Regions from separate parts of the Mus musculus genome. Here region 2 is linked to region 1. A link is a loop called in an ENCODE intact Hi-C map of the cell type or tissue named here. Cell type or tissue: left cerebral cortex. All regions are shown on one strand. Each heading gives the region's core, and the rest is flanking DNA. Links, peaks and the distances in the headings are about the cores only.

Evidence for each region. A loop is a pair of places that touch in the nucleus more often than their neighbours do. Peaks named below come from ENCODE experiments on the same cell type or tissue, not always from the same donor. Only the 100,000 strongest peaks of a DNase experiment are listed, where the experiment ranks them.
Region 2: a loop joins it to region 1, with 7 times the contacts of the local background. A loop is called at or near these places in 6 of 42 quality-filtered maps.

The regions. Positions count from the first base shown.
Region 1 is chr5:29,429,021-29,439,301 of GRCm38, forward strand. Nom1 (nucleolar protein with MIF4G domain 1) reads left to right here and starts at 5,647. Exons shown (of 11, transcript NM_001033457.2): 1 at 5,647-6,623; 2 at 6,910-7,037; 3 at 8,577-8,772. The coding sequence starts at 5,658. In left cerebral cortex, for the core only: a CTCF peak has its summit at 5,596; DNase peaks (open chromatin) are centred at 5,656 and 6,184; H3K4me3 peaks cover 1,825 bases; H3K27ac peaks cover 628 bases.
Region 2 is chr5:29,373,312-29,383,592 of GRCm38, forward strand. It overlaps Lmbr1 (limb region 1), which reads right to left and starts at 5,079. Exons shown (of 17, transcript NM_020295.3): 1 at 4,816-5,079. The coding sequence starts at 4,881. In left cerebral cortex, for the core only: no CTCF peak of the experiment used is centred there; DNase peaks (open chromatin) are centred at 4,425 and 5,086; H3K4me3 peaks cover 2,091 bases; H3K27ac peaks cover 1,686 bases.

The DNA of each region.
Region 1 (10,281 bases), core at 1,505-9,504:
AAAAGATGAAACATCCTATAATTTCTTTTCTATCAAACCTAATTCTCTATCAGCCTTAGTTAATAGTTTTCTTGGACTATTTAAGTCCTCATCACCTTGTAAGGTTTGAAATAAATTACTTAGCCCTTGAGTAGTTAATCCAATTGTAGGCTATAGCCAAGTCATATATTACAGCAATTTTTGAAAATCATTGTTTGTAATTGATCTCTCCTGATTGTACTTTCTGTGGTCTAATTTTCTGTAAACCTATCTTATATCCTAGATAATTGATAGAATCTCCTCTTTGTATTTTTCAAGAGGAATTTTTAATCATAAGCAAGACAAAATTCTCTTTATCAAACATTTTTCCCAAGGTATGCAAATTAGCCAGTAAGATATCATCAATATAATGGTACATTATAGTGAAGTAACTATTTACAGATTATTTCAAATGGTTATTGTTCAAAATATTGGCACAAGGTAGGGCTATATATCTTGTTTTGTGTTAAGACTTCCAATGATATCTCTTTATTAAACAACTATTATTATAAACCTTTATATTACTTTATAACATATATTTATATTATATTATATATCATATAGTGTATAATATTATAAACCATTATTACAAACCTGAGAAATCAAACCCTTCACTATAATGTTCATACAAATGGATTGTGAAAAAGCAATCTTTTAAATCAATAACTATCAAAGACCATGACTTAGGTAATAAAGGCAGCAATGGTATTCCAGGCTGTAAAGAGCCCATTGGCTGAGTCATCTTATTTATAGTGCTTAAGTCTCTTAATATGCTCTATTTTTCTCATTTCTGTTTTATAACAAACACATGGGAATTCAATGGGCTAGTGGATTCCTCAATATATTGAGCATTTAGTTGTTCCTATACCAGCTGTTCTAGTATCTATAATTTTACTTTTTTTCACAGGCCATTGATCCACTCATACAGGTTTATCAGTTAATCATTTTAAAGATAAGCTAACTGGTAACTTTGGAAGAACAGCAGCTGTTGTGTTCTTCTTACATACAGCCTGAATGGTCTGCAACTGTTCTTGACAATATGTTTTATATCTTTCTGAGAAGCATTTTTATTTTATGGTTTGTTTCTGAGATTTATGTCCCCATAAATTCATGGCTTTATTAGCCACATATAGCTTTATATTTCATATTTGTCCCTCTGGCTCCATAGGCTGGACCCATCTTGTACTTTGTTTTACATGAGACAAAGTTCTGTATCTAGAAGCTGAATATTTACATCCTGAAGAGGCCAATGTGGATGACAAGATTTTGGTGAAATTATTGTTATATATGCTCCTGTTTTTACTAAATTTTCTATTCAATGCCATTTATTTGTATTTTTACTTTGATCTCTCATCATTTATAGAAGTTTGCCAAAATACTTTTTTTTTGTAGTCTCTCCTGAAACTTTTCTCTTATCTACTGAAGCTGTACTGTCCTTGATCTGCATTCATTAGTCCAGTGTCAGCCTTTGTCACACTTTCGGCATACTCCAGAAGGCAGAGGCCTTCTTTTTTGAATTCTCTAGGGAAAAGAATCATTATTTTTAGGAATGCCTTGCCTATAATCCCTTTCCTTTCTATTATTATTATTAATTGACTTTACATCCTAATTGGGACCTCCATCCTTCCTATCTCCCCAGTCCTACCCATACAAATCCCTCTGTCCATTACCCACTTCCATTCTCCCCAGAAAAAGAAAAGCCACACCTTAGCTACCACCCCACCTTGGGACATCCAGTCACAGTAGGCTTAAGTGCATCCTCTCCCACTGAGTCCAAACCAGTTAGTCCCATTAGGGGAAGGGGACCCAATGACATAATGGAATCAAAGACAGCTCCATTGCTCCACTGTCCTCCACCAGGTCCACGAAACAAGGAACATCCATGTTAGATCTCATTCCCCTGCCTGTCCTCTGTGGCATTCTCGGTTACCCTGAGCTAGCTCCTTGCTGTCCCCCGAGCTCCACTGACTGGCTGCCACTCATCGGTCCAGGATCTTCTAGCTTTTAGAGTCTATGTTGAAAAGTCAGGTGCAGTTCTGATAGGGTCTGCCTTTGTATGTTATTTGACCTTTTCCCCTTGAAGCTTTTAATAGTCTTTCTTCATTCTGGAGATTAATTGTTTTGATTATTATGTAGTGGGAGGACTTTCTTTTCTTGTTCTATATCAAGAACATTCAGTCCAAGGTTACCCACAAGAGATCTGCTGCACCAGAAACATCCACGGATGACCCAGCTATATCACTCCTGGGCATATACCCAAAACATGTACCACCATCCTACAAGGACACCTGCCCAGCAAATACTTGAATGGCTCTTGTGTTCCAGGAGTGAGGATGGCTGCACTGTAGAAGCAGAGCAAAACTGAATCTTAGCTTTCCTCCCTGCAGACTGTGGCATGGAGATAGCCAATCACAAAGAAGCACATCAGGACTGCTAGTGGAGCACCTACCTGCCTTAAGTAGGAGCCTGGGTTGGGGCACCAACTGGAGAAGCTGGAAGACTAAGACTGGGCAAGCAGAGGATGGTGGCACCCTTCCTATCACACTGGAGCTTCAAGGATGAGAGGAATTCATTTTTTATTTCAATCCTACTTGACAATTGATTTTGTAGATTAGAGACAGAGTTTCTAAAGACATGAAACAGGGAAGTGGCCAAGAGAGGCAGGTGCTCTGGCCCTGGCCTTGTGGTCCTCCTTCCCAGTGCCTGCCTCCCTCCATTCCAGCAAAGTGATCCTCACTCCTCCCTGATAAAAACCTAACCTACATCTGTACCAACACATTGTGTGTGAAAATCCTTTCAATCCCTTAGAGTGTCAGGAAAATCTCTCTGAAAACTGTCCTACATCTGGCTTTTTTCAGAAGAATGCTCTAGCCTCCTCCATTATAATCTATAACCTCTTCCACATTAACTTTCCTTCCTTTCATCCTCCTCCTCCTCCCCCCATCATCATCCTTCTCCAAGAAGCCAATGAGGCACTACGTAGCTAGCTTGATCACAAAAGGTAAGAACAATGTTTAAAGTGACACCTCATGATGTAAAAACAGTGACAAAATTCTAAGTCATACCACAGTGGGTGAACCAGAGCATCCATTATTTTGCTCCTGATCACAGAAAAGTCCTCCATCTAACTTTCCCAAACAGAGCCAGTATCCTCTTCCTCTGTGTGGAACTTATATCTAACTCTCCCTTTGGACAAGTCCTCCACATAATGTTCTGCAGACAGGGCCCGCATGCCTTTTGTGTTAGTTAGGGTTACTATTGCTATGATGAAATACCATGACCAAAAGCAAGTTGCGGTGGAAAGAGTTTTATTTGGTGTACACTTCCATATTGTCATAGTCAACTGAAGAAAGTCAGGACAGGAACTCAAGCAGAGCTTGAGGCAGAAACTGATGCAGAGGCCATTGAAGGGAGCTGCGTACTGGCTTGTTTGTCATGGCTTGCTTAGCCTACTTTCCTATAGAACCAGCCCAGAGATGATAGCACCCACAATAGACTGGACCCTCCCCCATCAAACACTAATAAAGAATATGCCCTACAGCTGGATCTTATTGGAGTCATTTTCTCAATTGAGGTTCCCTCCTTTCAATTGACTCTATCTTGTGTCAAGTTGACACAAAACTAGCCAGGACATCCCTTCTTCAGACAGACCCTCTATCTGTCTCTCAACAGGCTGTATTTTTATTCATTGCTTTTGTGTCTCTGTGGCAGAATGCCTGAGAGAAGCAAGTTATAGAAGAACACACTTGGTGCTGGAGAGATGGCTCAGAGGTTAAGAGCACTGACTGCTCTTCTGAAGGTCCTGAGTTCAAATCCCAGCAACCACATGGTGACTCACAACCATCTGTAATGGATCTGATGCCCTCTTCTGGTGTGTCTGAAGACAGCTACAGTGTACTCATGTACATTAAATAAATAAATAAAAAGATGAGAAGGGGGAAGAGGGAAAGGAGAAAAGGAAGAGTCATAAGAATAATAATGATGAAGATGACACTTATTTTTGGATCATTCAGATGGTCTCTGTCCATCATGAAAAGAAAGACCTGGAAGAGTGGTTCAGATGATGTCAACAGGAATATGTGTTATGGAATGTTCATGTGGCAACTGCAACTGCCCAGGCAGCAGAGACAAGGGCAATTCCAGTGCCCCCTGGCTTTCTCCTTTTCCCTTTCATTTCATCTGGACCCTGCCCATGAGATAATTAATGAAAGCACATCGGGGATGGGTATTTTTCTATCTGTTAACCAGCTAGATATGCCCCATGGACAAACTAAAAAGGAGCCTCGGTGTCTCAGGTTATTGTAAATCCAGTCAGACTGACAATGAAAGTAATCACAATAGCTTGCTTTCTGTGTTGTAACCCCCGAATTAGTGATACTAGAGAGATGTCAGTGTTGTGTACAGACAGTTTGCCTCTGCATTCCCTGCCCTCCCCCAGAAGCTCCCATCCTCCCTCTATCCTGGGGCAAGCACAATATGCAGACAACTGGTTTCTGTGCTGTGTCCTCCTGCAGCAGTCGGGGCTCCTTCCCCTTCCCCTGGCGTTAGAATGGTACTACCCATAAAACTCCCCTTAATGAAGACATTCTGAGGAGACATCCTCCTTTGTGTCTCCAAAAATCAACACTCCTGCTGATAAGCAGCAGAACTCCAGATGCCTGTCTTTGAGACCTTAGAGAAATAACAAGCTCAAGGGAGACCATGGAAAAAAGGTAAACAGAGGTCAGGTCACAGACAGTTACAACTGGCCATAAAATTAGTCCCTGAACAGACACCCATTAACACTCCCCCTTCCCGATACACTACCAATCCACCAAATGATTACAGCCCTCTAATCCCCTTTTCTGTAGGGATTCCTAAACTAAACTGTATATAAACCCAGTGTTTTCTGGACTCAGGGTCGTTTGCCAGCATTCACGTAGTGAGTGTGAGGCAGGAGAGCTGAGTTCAAACTTTAAACAATAAAAGACTCTTTCGAGTTGCAGTGGACTTTGCAATTCTTGAGCTCATCTGGATTTCCCGTGGACTCAGGGCACAACATTTGTAATTGTGATAAGCACTAAGGCCAAAAAGCAACTAAGGAAGAAAGGTTTATTTAGTTTAGACTTTCACATCAAGTCCACCTTTGAGGGAAATCAGGACAAGAACTCAAAGCAGGAACCTGGAGGTAAGAACTAAAGCAGAAAGTGGAGGAACAATGTTTGCTGAATCTCTCGGGCTCTGTTCAGCCACCATTTCTATGTGATGGCTAAAGAAACTCCATTTTTATGCCAGACATCCATCTTGGTACCCACTGTGAAACTATCTCAAAGGAAAAGGAAAAGGAAAAGGAAAAGGAAAAGGAAAAGGAAAAGAAAAAGAAAAAAAAAAAAAACCAAAAACACACAGAGAAACAGAATTGACTGCCTTCTCATGGGTACACACGCACGCAAGAAAATGCAAGGATGTGTGAAAATTTATGCTACAGCCATACCTAGGTTTTCTCAGTGCTTCCCAAAACAAAGTACAAGAGCTTCAGATTTTAAAGGACTCTACTAGTGTCTGTGACCTGGTACCCTCCTACCAGCAGAGGAAACCTCCCACCGTCCTTTTTAGTCCATTGAAGCGCGCTTCCGGAAGTCCCGCCCCTTCCGGAAGTGATGCCGCGGAACGTCCCGGAAGTTAACGGCGTCTATAGGCATGGGGCTTGTGAGTTGTGGTGTAGAGCAATGGCACATGCTCTCTTGAAACGTAGCGGCGTCCGCCGCGGTCTGGGCGGCAGGGAGGGTCCCCTGAAACGGCTGCGGCTGGCCGTGGAAGACTTCGTGCGGACTACCTCCGAGAGCGAAGCCTGCGAGAGCCGCAGCGCTGTGGCGCGCTCCCGGCCCGGCGGCCGAAAGAGCCGCAAGGAGCTTCGTAAGGAGAAGCGACACCTGAGGAAAGCGCGGCGCCTGCAGAGGACAGTAGGCTCCGGGTCAGGGGACCAAGGGGGGAATGTCGGCCTTAACGATGGCCCGGAGACTCGACGACCGCCCACTGAGGTGAGACCGACGCCCGCCAAGGCCACAGCAACCCCTGCCAAGGCCAGTGCCCCCTCCACTAACACCAAGGCCTCGGCGGCCCAGCCGAAGGCCAAGGCTAAAGGTGCTCCTGGAAAGCCTGGTCCCGCCACCGCCACCGCCCGGAAGCGGGCACTTCTAGCGGCCAACGAGGAGGAGGACCGAGAGATCCGAAAGCTGGAACGGTGCCTCGGCCTCCACAAGCGTAAGAAGAAGGGCGATGGTAGCTCGGTGCCGCTCAGCTTCGCGCGCGACGGTCTGGACTACATCCTGGGGGCCCTGGAATGTGGGAGCGGCGGCGGCCTGTACGAAAGCAGCGAGGAAGAGGAGGAAGAAAAGTTGGAGACTGGACAGACAGTCTTGGAGAGTGACCTAGAGAGCAATTCTAAAGAAAGTGAGGAGGACCCAGACTGGCAAGTGCTGCAGGAGGATCAGGAAGATGTAAACTCGAAAAGGAGAGGAGAAGCAGAAAGTGGGACTCGGGGAAATAAAGGGACTAAGAAAGTGCGTTTTGCAGAAGTTGTAGAAAAGAGCAGAAGCTCTTCGGAAGATGACATAGAACAGCAGGTATGTCACGAACAGCCTGTAGGCCCTCTGGGCTGTCATTCCAAACGGAGTGAGGGGCAGAGTACAGAACAGTATTTGCACTAACACAGTAGCAGCCACAGCCTGCTGAGGGACAGGCTGACCCAGGCCATTCTAGGCAATCATAGAGCTTCACTTCGTTAAATAGCAGTACCCTGCTCCAAGTTCTCATGGGGTTAGTGTTTGGAGTAAGTAACAACAACAACAACAAAAGATACCGGATTTTCCACTGTACATTTTTGTTTACAATTTTATTCCTGTTTTCAAGGAGAGTCACTCTGTTGAAAGTGGTGAAAAGTACATCCCTCCTCGGCTGAGGAACGAGGAGGTAATAGATGTCCACAAGAAAGAAGAGCTAGACAGGCTCAAGAAACATGTTAAAGGCCTAATTAACAGGTAACCTTACAGAAATATGACACACTATCACTTAGTTGTAGAAACTATCTGAAAAGCCAATGATGGAGGCTAGGACTATACAGTGTTTTGGATCCTTGTTCTTGGTTGACATAACGGGACTTAAATTTGAACAGGTAGGATGCTCAACTGTTTGATATTGCCCTTTCCGTGTTTGAAAACAACCCACAGGGTCATTCTGAGAAGCAGAAAGGAACAGGACATGACTCTGTCCTAGGAGCGGCCTGGCCGAAGTCTGCAGGTCTAGCCTGCAGAAGTGAACTCATCTAGTGGTAAGCAGGGTCTTCAGCCCTTGAGGCACCGTCTGTTTTTAATTGTCCATTTTAAGAATAAAGCATCAGAAGGTTCATTGGAAGCCACATGGGTGGGAATTTGTCACTTACCTTCCCTTGTTGGCTCTCTAATCTTAACAAATAAATTGGAATCACTTGTCTAAAACCTTCTCCACTTGTTTTGTGTCCCTCACTCAGCCTCATTCAGGGCCTCTTCCAAGCCCCAAAGATGACCACTGTCCTGGCCTCTAGCACCTAACCCAATTTTGTCACATTTCAACTATGTATTGTTCTTTTGTGGCTTAACTTGTTATTGTAGATCACTGGGAATTACAAAGACAGAGTAGGGAGGTCCTTAGAGGGATCACTTCCAGGCTAGATTACAGTTAAAAACAGAGACAGCTAGTGGTGTGGCTAAGTTGGTAGAGTATTCATCTAACATGAACAAAGCCTGAAGCCCTCCCTTGCTTGCCAGACCACATAAACTAGAGGTGGTGGTACGTGCCTGTAATCCCAGGACTCAGAAGGAAGAGAGAGACTGAGACCGATTCTGTGCAGTTTTGTTGTTTGAAGATTTAGGTGACTGCTACTGATATCAAGATGCATGAGCTGGGCGTGGTGGCGCACACCTTTAATCCCAGCACTTGGGAGGCGGAGGCAGACGGATTTCTGAGTTCAAGGCCAGCCTGGTCTACAGAGTGAGTTCCAGGACAGCCAGGGCTATACAGAGAAACCCTGTCTTGAAAAAACAAACAAACAAACAAAAAAGATGCATGGCTGTTCTGTCACATCTCCTTTTCTCTCCTGTGTGCTTTTATTTCTTTTTCATTAAAGCCCATAATATCCTGTAACTTTACCATTACCTGTTGTTTTGACAGCAGGTTCAGGTTTAAGCACTGGTACACAATGAATTTAGAAACTGAGTGTGTTTGTGTCATCTAAGAGATGAAACAAGTCCATGGTTTTTTCTTAACTTACCACCTAGGAGTGATTACTGACTCTAGGGGATGTTAGATCAGACTACCTGTGGGCATATGTACAGACTAAGGGAGGATCCCAGGATATGCTTTAGTGACTGTGCTCTGCTAAAATCATTTTTTCAATTATTGTATAAAAGATAACTGACATTATTTCAGGATTTAGAGTGTTATCTGAGCAGTATGCACCAGGTTTCGGAGTGGTTTCTGAACCAGAAATACACATAAAATAGTATATGCATTGGTAACACTTTGCTCATATTCCACTGCAGGTTGAGTGAGCCAAACATGGCTTCTATAAGTGGGCAGCTAGAGGAGCTGTACATGGCCCACAGCAGGAAGGACATGAACGATACCCTGACCACTGCCCTCATGGATGCCTGTGTCACTGCCTCAGCCATGCCCAGCAGACTGATGATGGAGCATGTCTTCTTAGTCAGCATCCTCCACCACACGGTCGGAATAGAGGTACAACTACACCTTTTCTCCATATCCTGACTATGTCATCTGGAATAATATTCCAGTCTGGAGTCAGTGAGTTTGAGAAGTAAAAGACTTGAGAAGCTAAGGACAGAGGACAGTGGCCCAACTACCTCAAAAGCCCTGCTGTGCAAGACTACCCTGGCTACCTTAGGAATTGTGCTTCTATGATCATCTCTCCACCAAGGGCTATACTTATTTTTACATGTGAATGTCTGAGTCCATTTTCTTGCCATTACAAAGCATAATGGATGCCCTGGACAGCTTTCCTTGTGCCCCATAATCACAGTAATTGACACTGTTCTGTGGCTGCTATGGTGCTTCCCCCATCCTATACCACACTGGGACAGTTCAGCAGACTTAATCAAAGTGGTTTTAGTGCGAACAGCATTTCAGTGAATTATTTTAAAAGTCGTAGATTTAACCACCACAGCACATCAGGAATTTACTTGATTTGAAAACCTGAAATTATTGGTCCTGCTTCCCATTTAAACCTTTGCTAATAGCATGAAGAACAATGAGATGACTTGTTCAAGGGGAAGTCATTATAGTACTTTAGCTAATGGCATTCACTGAAGCTTGTGCCAGATATGCTATGCTTTCAGGATGCTGGTTTCCATTAAACTGTGCTGAGAAAAAACTCCCAAGAACTTATGGAAGGAAAAAAAAATGTCCTCAGCTACTGTGTGTCTCCCCTCAAGCATTTAACATTCAGGCCTTTGCAGATTTGTGCTGAAAGTCACATAGAATCAGTACTAACAACATGATAATTGTTCATATTTCTAAATTATATTAATGTGCTTAACTTTAAAGAGATAATAGAATTTAAATTTTGGCCTGTTGCATAATTGGACCTATTTGTGTGCTGAAAACATACCTGAATTAGTGTCTGAGTGTTTCTTGCTCTCTGAAGAATCCTGTCTTTGTTAACACTGTATATGAGCATGAGATGATGTACTGCTCTGTGAGGGCATGCTTAGGTTTTTCTAAAATGAGAAAACCTGAACTAGGAATCAAGCCTCAGTCTTTAGTTTAGCTTTCAGAAATCAGTATTACCATTGCCAGTGTGCTGTGTCTTTCTTGATTCTTTAGCTTCGTTGTTTTACAGTCTTAACAATCCTGTGTGGACTTGCCCATTATACTTTGAGCTGACTGGATCTCATCAGCCCTCCTTTGTCTATGTGTCAACCTAATCTGAATTTTACAGTAACTCTAGTATCTAGTATCTACTGACACTAAACCAGGTTTTGAACAGCTGCCAACACCTTACCCTTGTCTAGTTCCTAGAGTCCCAGGCCAAATGCTGGGAATCATACCCATTGATAGTCCCTGCCAGTCTGTCCCAGATCATTATGTAAGCAGCCTTTCTTCCCCCATCTATCACAGTTGCCTCACTCATCTCCCAGCTGGATGTCCTGCAAAAGGAAATAGTCGCAAGATAATGCTACCAGCAGGAGGGTCAGTCACTATAATTTCTGCTTTCAGGATTCACTGCTT
Region 2 (10,281 bases), core at 725-8,724, 56 kb before region 1:
GAAAGAAAGGAAAGAAAGAAAGAAAGAAAGAAAGAAAGAAAGAAAGGAAGGAAATGAGAAAAGCAAAGCTTCTCTAAGACCTACAACAAGGCAAAGGCACCCTTTCTCATTCTTCAACGCAGTTCTAAGAATCCTATTTAATGCAAGAAAACAAGAAAAAGGATTGAAATTAACAAGTAAAACTGCCTTTATACACAGATGGTTGTATTATCTAATTTAAAAAAAATGAATGAATACACAGAAAGACCTAGAACTTATATATAATTATATCAAGAGTGAAGGTCACAAGATTAAAATACTGAAGTCAATCACTTTTCCTATATGCCAGCAATGGACAAGTGAAATTTTTGTTTTAGCTTGGTCTCAGTTTTTATGTCAGGGTTTTGTTGTTGTTTGCATGCTTTTTGTTTTGAGACAGAGTATCACTATACTGCCCTTAGCCCTGACTGACATGAAGCTCATCATATAGACCAGAGTAGCCCTAAAATGACATAGACCTGCCTGTCTCTACCTATGGAGATTCTGGGAATAAAAGTATGTGACACCAATCTGAACCGAACACCTAGCCAGGCAAGACTTCCAATGGAGGAATGGAATACCAATTCAGCCACAAAACCCTCGAACCACAATTCGTCCCACCTACAAGATGTCAGTGATAAAGATGGAGCAGGCATTGCAGAAAAGGTCAACCTACGGCTGGCCCAACTTGAGACCCCACCATTACTGACACGTGCAAACGGGAACCTAGTGTAACTGTCCCCTGAGAGGCTTCATCCAAAAGCTGATGGAAACAGATGCAGAGACCCACAGTCAAACATTAGGCAGAGCTCAGGGCATCTTATGGAGGAGTGGGAGATAGGACTGAGGGAGCCAGAGGAGTCAAAGAAAATACAAGAAAACCTACAGAATCAACTAACCTGGGCCCATAGGAGGGGTCACAGAGACTGAACCACCATCCAAAGAGGATGTAAGGGGCATACCTATGCCTCCTACACATATGCAGCAGATATGAAGCTTAGTCTTCCTATGGGATCCCTAAAGACTAGAGCAGGGGCTCTCTTTGACTCTACTGTCTGCCTCTGGATCCCTTTACCCTAACTGGGATGCCTTGTCTAGGCTCAATAGAAGATGTGCCTAGTCCTAGATTTGATTTGCCAAGGCAAGTTAATATCAATAGGAGGCCTCCCTTTCTCGGAGAAGATGGAGGGGTGGTGATGGAGGGAGGAGAGGTGGGCAGGGAGAGGGAGGGCCTGGGAGGAAAGGAGGGAGAAGCAGCTTCAATTGATCGAGATGTGAATTAATTAATTACTTTAAAAAGTGTGTGCTACCAGCCCAGGAACAAGTGAAACTGGAATATAAAACACACATCATTTACACTAGCATGCCAAAAAATGTAATGTTAACAGAGTATGCAGAAATCTAACAAAACATATTTAAAATATACATAAGAAAACCATAAAACTCTGATGAAAACATCTAAAAATAACTTTAATAAATGGGAGATAGCCCATGTTCATGAACAGGGAGATGCAAGTTCTCCCTATTTGATCTACAAACTGAATGCAATCTCAACCAAAACCCAAGCAAGTTACTTTGTAGATATAAACAAGCTGATTCTAAAGTCTATGCAGAGAATCAAAACCCAGAATAATCAGCACAATCTGAAGAGAAAGAATATAATCAAAGGGCTCTTGTAAAGTAAAAATAAAGCTTAAATAATCAATGAAGTAGCCAGGCGGTGGTGGTGCACGCCTTTGATCCCAGCACTTGGGAGGCAGAGGCAGGTGGATTTCTGAGTTCGAGGCCAGCCTGGTCTACAAAGTGAGTTCCAGGACAGCCAGGGCTATACAGAGAAACCCTGTCTCGAAAAATCAAAAATAAAAATAATAATAATCAATGAAGTACTGACCAATGGAACAGAATAGGAATGCTAGAATTATAACCATATAATACAGCTAACTGATCTTTCACAAAGCACAAGGACAATACAATGAGGAAGATAATGTATGTTGTTGAAATAATTAGACATCCACCTTAAATATGCTAAAAACAAGGAGTAATACAGGTATTCCAGCCCATTTCCAAGAATTGTGAGAGATCTACTTGTGCTCACTAGGATTTCCCAAAAACAGCTCTCAGAACTTAAAAAGGATACACTTGTATTACCATAGCAGTCATACATATTTCAGATTCCTGAGTGTGTCAGAGCAGACCCACCCTGAGAAAACTTTCAGAAACTAGCAGAAGTCCACCGCCAGATGCACCAGGCACAGAGGAATGAGTAAACCTGCCACTTCTCTGGGCTGACATTGTAGTTCAATGGTAGAGGACCCAGATTCAGTTCCCAGTAGCCACATGACAATTCACAACTATTTGTTAACTCCAGTTCCAAAGATCTGATGCCCTCTTCTGGACTCCATGGGCATCATGCACATACATGATATACAGATATAAGTACAAACAAACACTCATACATATAAAAGAATTTTTAAAATAAAACAAAATTAACCTATAGCCTTAGAAACCAGAGCAGCAGTTACACTTAGAGAAGATAAAAGTTACAACTGTTGAGAAAGCCTGGGTCTCTGGCAAGGTAGCAAAATTCTATTTCTGCATCTGAAACCATGATTAGTCAAGTATGTTTTGTAGAAAATGTATCTAGGGCATACTTAAAATTATAGATTCCTTCCTAATAGCATAATTTGTGGGAGTAGCCAAATACTTTCTGATTGGCTTTAAGGTCCACTCCACAAAATGAACCTCATACCTGGCACTGTAATTGGAGACAAGACTCTGTGTGTAAAGAGTCATAGACCCTAGGACAGAACCTATATCTATACCTACTACTATATTGCTAACTGAAAACCATATTAAACTAACTCCTAATGACTTATTGTTAAACCCAGAGATTAGTGCATCTTTTCACCTTCATCAGAGATGCTTTCTGTGTAGAGACCCAAAATGGCCAAGGTACAAAGAATATGAGGCTACAGAATGAATGCTCAGCCCTAAATAGGAATTCTGTATCATTCCCCTCTTCCTGAGATTTAAAACAATTGTGGAAGAGGGGGCAAAACGATTGTAAGAGCCAGAAGCAGTGGATGTCCATATAGAACCAGTGTTTTCCAGTTATGACAGGGTTTCCAGTTATGGCAGCTATACAAATGAACTGAGGGTGGTTTTTAACAATGCATACAAAACCTGGGCAAGCCCAAGTCAGTCAAAAATCTCAGTATGAAGAAAGAAGTAAACATGAAGACCCACCCCTATCTGAGGAGTTATTGACAACTGACAGCTGCTAAAAAAGAGTCAGTTTTTTTTTTAAAGTGCGCTACTCATAGGTCAACCATAACCTCCGATAAATGCCCACACACCCAAGCATGGAAAGGCAGCACAAATTTGATTCAAATGGTTTAAAAAAAAAAAAGTCATGAAGTTGGGAATGTGGAGAGAGGTCCGGGAGGGGCTGGGGAGGGATGAATGTGCTCAAAATACATTGTATGAAATAATCAAAGAAGTAATAAAAATAAAAATTAACCAACTACATTGTACTAAACTCTATCAACTCAGATTTAATGCATCTCCTCTTACTTCAGTATGACTCGGCAAGCCAGTTCTCAGTTTTCAAAATCAGTAACTGCACAAACTGAACCAGAATGTTTCCCTCAAACCAAGGGTGTGACTGAGAGGGGAACGTGAACTAGAAGAGAGGTGAATGCAAATATGTAACTTGAACATACTTTGCAGAGTTATGGGGACACAAACTAATTCTTTTACAATAGTGTAGGGCATCCTGAAAGGCACTCATCAAAAGAGACCTTAGGGAGCCAAGCTGGCTTCCTGACCTGCTAGAAACAGCAGGATGAAAGGGGTCCATCCTTTCCAGAGCAGTTGTTTGACAGCACTGTAGGTTCCTGCTCTCGCCCTTCCTACGAAAGACTTGTCTACACTCCTCGGGAAGTTTTTAACTCTGTCCTGGATAGAGGGGTTTAGAGAGGGTGTGAGTATAGGGAGATGCGGGTGGGAGGCCAGAGCCACTGCAGGGCTGGAAGCTTGGGAAGCCAGGTGTCTGTACTTACAGCTGAGCCACAGCAAGCTCAGCCCAGATACCAGGTACCACGCCCGGCTAGAAGAAAAGAGGCAGCCACCCATCACCCTATACCCTCAGTTAGCAGGAGATGCGGGATAAACTCAGGTGAAGATGGTGAAGCAGATGATAAAGGTGCAGATGAGTTGAATGGACGCATAGGGAGAGTATAGGAGAAATGGACGCAGGTTAAGTGTAGGTGACTGAGGAGGTCCGATGATGACGGGCTACAAGTGTTGGGAGGAGAGCCGAACTCAGGTGACCAGAGGTGGGCACAGGTGACTGGAAGCGGGCAGAAATGATAGGAGGGAGCTCAGGGAAAGGGAGGAGCACAGGTGACGCAGCGGAAGGAAGACATAGGTACGGGGTGGTGGGTGGGTATAAAGGTGACAGGAGAAAGATAGGAAGTTAGAATGAAGGGGAGGGAACATAGGTAAGGAGAGGACAGAAAGGAGGGGAGAGAACGCTGGTGGCGCGAGGGAGACCTACAAGAGGAGAGAGCAGTAGGGTGACAGAGCAGGAGGTGACAGAGGTGAGAAGATGGGGAGCAGGTGAACGGGTCTCAAGTGATGCGGGGCGTCGGAGTCAGTCTGCAGCAGACCCAGTGGGGTGCTGGAAGGCCAACATGCGTGAAGGGTCCGGGAAGAAACTATGGGACCGTGCTGGTCTACGCTGCGCTCCTGGGTCCAACGCGCGGCGCAGCACCAGGGAACCGCCCGACCACGCACCGTGGACTCTCGCACTTGGCTGTGGAAGTGCTGCTCCCGCGCCGACACCTCGTCCTGCCCTTCCATCCTCCTTTCATACCCACCGCAGGGCCGCCCGCGTCTGCGCGCTCCGCCGCACCATTGCCCGCGGGCGGCGGGGCTATACAGTCTCTCGTGGCCGGACAGAAACGCCACCTAGACCGCAGCAGGATCGGAAAACGCCGCCTGAGCTCAGGGAGAAGCGGTTCAAGATACAAGAGGCGGGGAATGGCCACAGCCTGGGCGGGGCTTGAGGTCGGGGCGGGACTTGTGCGTCACTCTGAGAGCGCCGTACGTCAGAGAAGAGCGCCTCTGCGCGTGGGGCGCTGGGCCGAAGGTCGCTAGGCGCCTTGGAGAGAGACTGGAGGAACGGGGGCGGGGTTTTTAGGGTCCTGGACTGAAGTGGCCTTCTGACGCGTGCTGCAGCAGGACATAAATCTCGGAGCTGGGCCTGAAGTGTTGTGGTCCAGCCTTGTTAGTCATTGCCCAGAGTAAGGGCGGGCCGAAGCTCCAGGCAGGGGATGAGGTCTAGAGGCGGAAGCCCTGGTGCGAACGGGATTTGGAGATCCGGGCACAGGTGCACCCGCCCTCACTTGTTTATTGAAGCTTTTGGATCACCCCGGGGCTTTTGGATCACGCCTTGCTCCACCCTTGTTCTCAGAATCTGAGTTTAGCACTGGGCTCGACCAACCTTAAAGACCTAGGGCCTACTACGGAAAATTTCTCTCCCAAGCAAGTGCAAAGCGGGAAAGCCGTTGCAGCTTAGCACTCTGAAGTCCTTCTGCCTCTGCGGAGATAGGAGAGCCGCTGTCCTGGAGAACTGAGATAGCCTAGGGCCCCCAGGTCTGAAGATGGGCTCTGATGGTTAATGATCCTCTGTAGGCCTTAAACAACGCCCTTGATATGAGGCACGACTAAGTATGCCAACACAGCCATTTCCCTTCATTATGCAATTTTTGTTTTAAAATTGGAATTTAAAGGAGTATTTGGTTGGTTGATTTGGATTTTCTAGACAGGGTTCTCTATGCAGTCCTGGTTGTCCTGAAACTCAAGAGATCCGACTGCCTCTGCTTCCGGGGAGTCATGATTAAAGGCCTGGGCCAAAACAGCTGGAATTAAAAGGATTATTTGCAATTTTGATTCTGGGTTCATTTGGTAGAAGAGCCTGGGGAACCTGAGTCTTGCTCCCAGCGTGTGTTCCCGATACAGCAGGCTCATCAGTCAGCAACAACGTGTCTGAATTCAAACCAGTTTGCCTTTGACGTGTCTTTAAATGTCTCAGCCCTAAAGAACAAGGAAAAAGACCTTTTTCCTGGACAACCGCGTTCTGGGAGCTAGGTTAAATACCCACCTGAACTGATCTGGATGATTCCTGGGCTAATCTGTCCAAATCAAAGGATAAACACATCAGCTTTTGAGGTGTGTAGCTCTGGGGCAGATATTCCAGAAAGTATTTCACATCTTTCCAATTGAATACTGCAACCATTTAAACCCTTACATTTCTGTTGCAGGGCTATTCATGGAAGCTTACCCAGCTTTCATTCAGTTTTATTTGTTTCATTTTCTTTGGCACTTTTAAACTTAGCCAAGATAACCAACTTCAAAAATGGACACCACTCCCCTGCCAAGCACTGTAAGACTCCAGGGAGCCTTAGCTTACCGAGGACCCCCTGAGTGAACCACGTGGAATTTATTTATTTATTTTGTTTGTTTGTTTTTCGAGACAGGGTTTCTCTGTGTAGCCTTGGATGTCCTGGAACTCACTCTGTAGACCAGGCTGGCCTCGAACTCAGAAATCCGCCTGCCTCTGCCTCCTGAGTGCTGGGACCAAAGGCATGCGCCACCACACCTGGCGCAATCGGAATTTATTGTTCCAGTGCACTGGGATCGTCCCAGACCCGAAGGAGAGGTGACGACCCCCAGCACTAGTTCAGCGACTTTTTATATGGTTTCCAGGGGCAGAACAGAGCATCAGCAACTAGGCACAATATGATTGGCAGAACAGTGCACCCTTTAAACTGATTGGTCTTTAGGGAATGAGGTGACAAGGTCTTCCCTTGTCTGAAGGTGAGCAATGGTCAGTCCTGCTGAATGTGTCCCCACCCTCGGTTTGGTTCCACCCTGTGGTCTGAAAAATGCTAATTAGCCTCTCCTGGAGGGGTGATTGTTTCATGACCTTCCCAAAGTTCCTATGCTGACCTCTTCAGCACATTGGCCCACATCTCTGTTCTCTGGCTTTGCTTATCTTCCAGTGAGAACCACTTACCCTGAATCTGGCCCTGATTGTGTAACTCGCTCCAGCCAGTGGGAAAATCAAAATGATGACAGTGTTGGGAGAAGGCCTGTGCCTTAGAGCTTGCTCTTCCTGTGACCCCTAGTGATTCCAGCACCCAGTAAAAAGAAGTCTCAAGCAAGCTGGAGTTAGACATCCCATCACTTCTGCTACTGAACCACCCTTTCCCCACATCCCTCTTATAAGACAAAGACAGATGTGGCATGTTTTGTACTCATTTGCAGACCATGGGTTTTATATTTATACCTAAAATATTACATATGTATATGTCATATACTTACATTGCCAAGGACCAGCCTCGGCTTGGAGAGGGGTTCTGAGAGAAGGGGTATTTGAGAGCTGCAAAGCAAATGACTCAAAGTCAAAGTGTGAGTCCAGACTGACATCCTGTGTTCTGCTCAAAACAGCTTTGGCTTTCCAGATTGCTCACTAGCGTTCTCCCTCCCCCTCCCCCTCCCCCTCCCTCTCCTTCCCGGCCCCCTCTCTTGTCTCTATAGTGTGTGTGTGTGTGTGTGTGTGTGTGTGTGTGTTCTGCTTTAGCTTTTCAGATTGTATTCTATATTCTGCTCTGCTTGAGACAGCTTTCTCTTGATATTAAAAAAAACAAAAAAAACAAAAAAAAACTCTCTGGATAGCTCATCTCTTGCAGACAAAGTCTCTTTTTTATTTAAACATCAATTCAGTCATTATCACAGGTTCCCTTTTGATTATATCTTGAATCAACACCACCTGACCCCAGCCCCTTGATTCTTAGATAGGGACCGCAAGATAATAAGATAGCTGGGTGGGACCCTTCTCTGAAATTACCATTCTGACTATACCTGGACCTAAATTAGCTTTGTCTGAGGCTGACCTTGAACTCATAAGCATAAGCAAAAAATTTAGCTGTGTGGGATCTTGCCTTGCGATCACCACTCTCTAAATCTCTATCTCCTTCCTTAGTATGTTTCTGACAGTCTGGCTCATAGGGCAGCTGCCTCTGTTCCTTTAGATCTGTGAAGCTCCTTATACAATTCATATTGTATCCTTATATTTTGCATAGTTAAGAAATTATAAATTTTCAAACTCGTGTTTTCAGCATTCTTTCCCAGAGCCTTAAGGGTTATCCTGAAGGTCACAGTGTTCTGACACTCCCTCACCTCCTGAACTCAAGCTGTCTCTAGCTATCATAGAGTCATTAACTTTGGCAGAACATTCCTCAAAAAAAAGGAATGTGAAAAATATGTACAATTTTATACAAACGAGCCTTACAACCATAGCAGTCATCAACACTTGTGAAGACCCACACCCCACTAGTTCTGTTCCAGGGGCAGGAAACCATGTCATACTCAAGTCCATGCCAAACTCAGCAAGATATGACATGTAAGTAGCAGCAAGGCTGGGGAAACAAAGAGGATTATCCAGAGAGAAAGGAGAAAGGAAGAGTGCGTGGAAATGCAAGTGATAAAAATTTACTTGAAAAAATGCCTTTATGATATCCATAATGACATACAATGAACATACACCAATTAAAAATAATTAATTTGGCCAGTGAGATGTTTCAAATAGGTAAAGGTATTTGTTGCTAGGCCTAATGGCCAGAATTCCATTCCCAGTACTCATTTGATAGAAGAGAAAAATAACTCCCACAAATTGTCACATGTACCTTGTGGCACATGAGTACACACACACATTTTAGAAAATAATATTTGTAATACAGTTGTTCTGTAAAACTGTTTGAGCCACTATAGAGCTTTGAATTTTTCTCTGGGAAGTGTCACCAAGCACCCTGCTTATAGTTGTCATATGACCTCACTGTGTTTAGAGACTAGGTAGCAGGTAAGGATGAAGCCATGAGACTTACTATACTAATTCAGAGCCTATGTGTTGTCATCAGGACCTCCAAAACCTGTGACATCCCATAGGCATCAGCTCGACTACACACCTGTTGCCAAGATAAGGACCACCATATTCACCATATTCCCAGAATCCATTGAACTCACCTCCCACCTTTACCTGTGAGCACATCATCATCCATATATATGAGGAATGCTTCTCTCTCTCTCTCTCTCACACACACACACACACACACACACACACACACACACAATCTCTTCTCTTTCCACCGACACCTTCCCCCTCTCTCTCCCAATAAACCTCTTAACACATGGAACTGCTTTGGCCTGGTGTGCTGTGTTCAGACTCAAGCGGCTATTCTAACACATCACTATGTATTGGATCCAGGTGGAGGCTGCCCATGTGATAAGAGGTACACAGACTAGATTTGTGTTAAAAGTCTGTACCAATAACCCCTACCACCTTAGGGTTCTATTGCTGTGAGAGAACACTATGACCACAGCAACTAATATAGAGGACATTTAGTCAGGTCTGGCTCACAGTTCAGAGATTTAGTCCATTATCATGGTGGGAAACATGGTAGCATACAGGCAGACATGGTGCTAGAGAGGTAGCTGAGGGTTCTGCATCCTGATCAGCAGGCAGCAGGGGAGCAACACTGGGCCTAGCTTGAGCTTCTGAAGCCTCAAAGCCCACTCCTGACCCCTAGTGACAGACTTTCTCTAACAAGGCCAATAATAGACCACTCCTATGAGTCTCCCACAGGTTGGGAGTAGAAAGAAGGCTCAAGAGACTCCTAACACCTAGAGGGACAGAGTTGTATCACCTAAAAAGAGAGAGTTTTCGTAAAGCAAGTGAGGTGAGGTGTAAACCAAGTACTAAGTATTCTAAGCTTTTTATTAGAAGGGCATAATCATCAAGTATTGTAAAAGATGTAAATGGAAAGCCATACAAGGCTGGGTGTCTCCGATAGTCTTATGTATATGCTGGGTGTCTCCGATAGTCTTATGTATATGCTGGGTGTCTCCAATAGTCCTCTGTATGTGCAGGAATCCTGAAGAAGTAGGCTCCAATGCCAGTGAAGGAATGGATATGTTAGGAAGGTGAGGACAAGCAAACAAAAAATAGAACCTTCCTTCTTCCATTGTCCAGAGAAAGTGTGGCCCAGATTAAAGATATGTCCTCCCACCTCATGATCTGGATCAAAAGCCTGTGTCTTCTAGACGAAAGATGTGGATCACAGGTGTGCCCTCCATTTCTGGATTGTAGTTCATTCCACTTACAGTCAAGTTGGCAACCAAGAATCACCATCAAAAAGA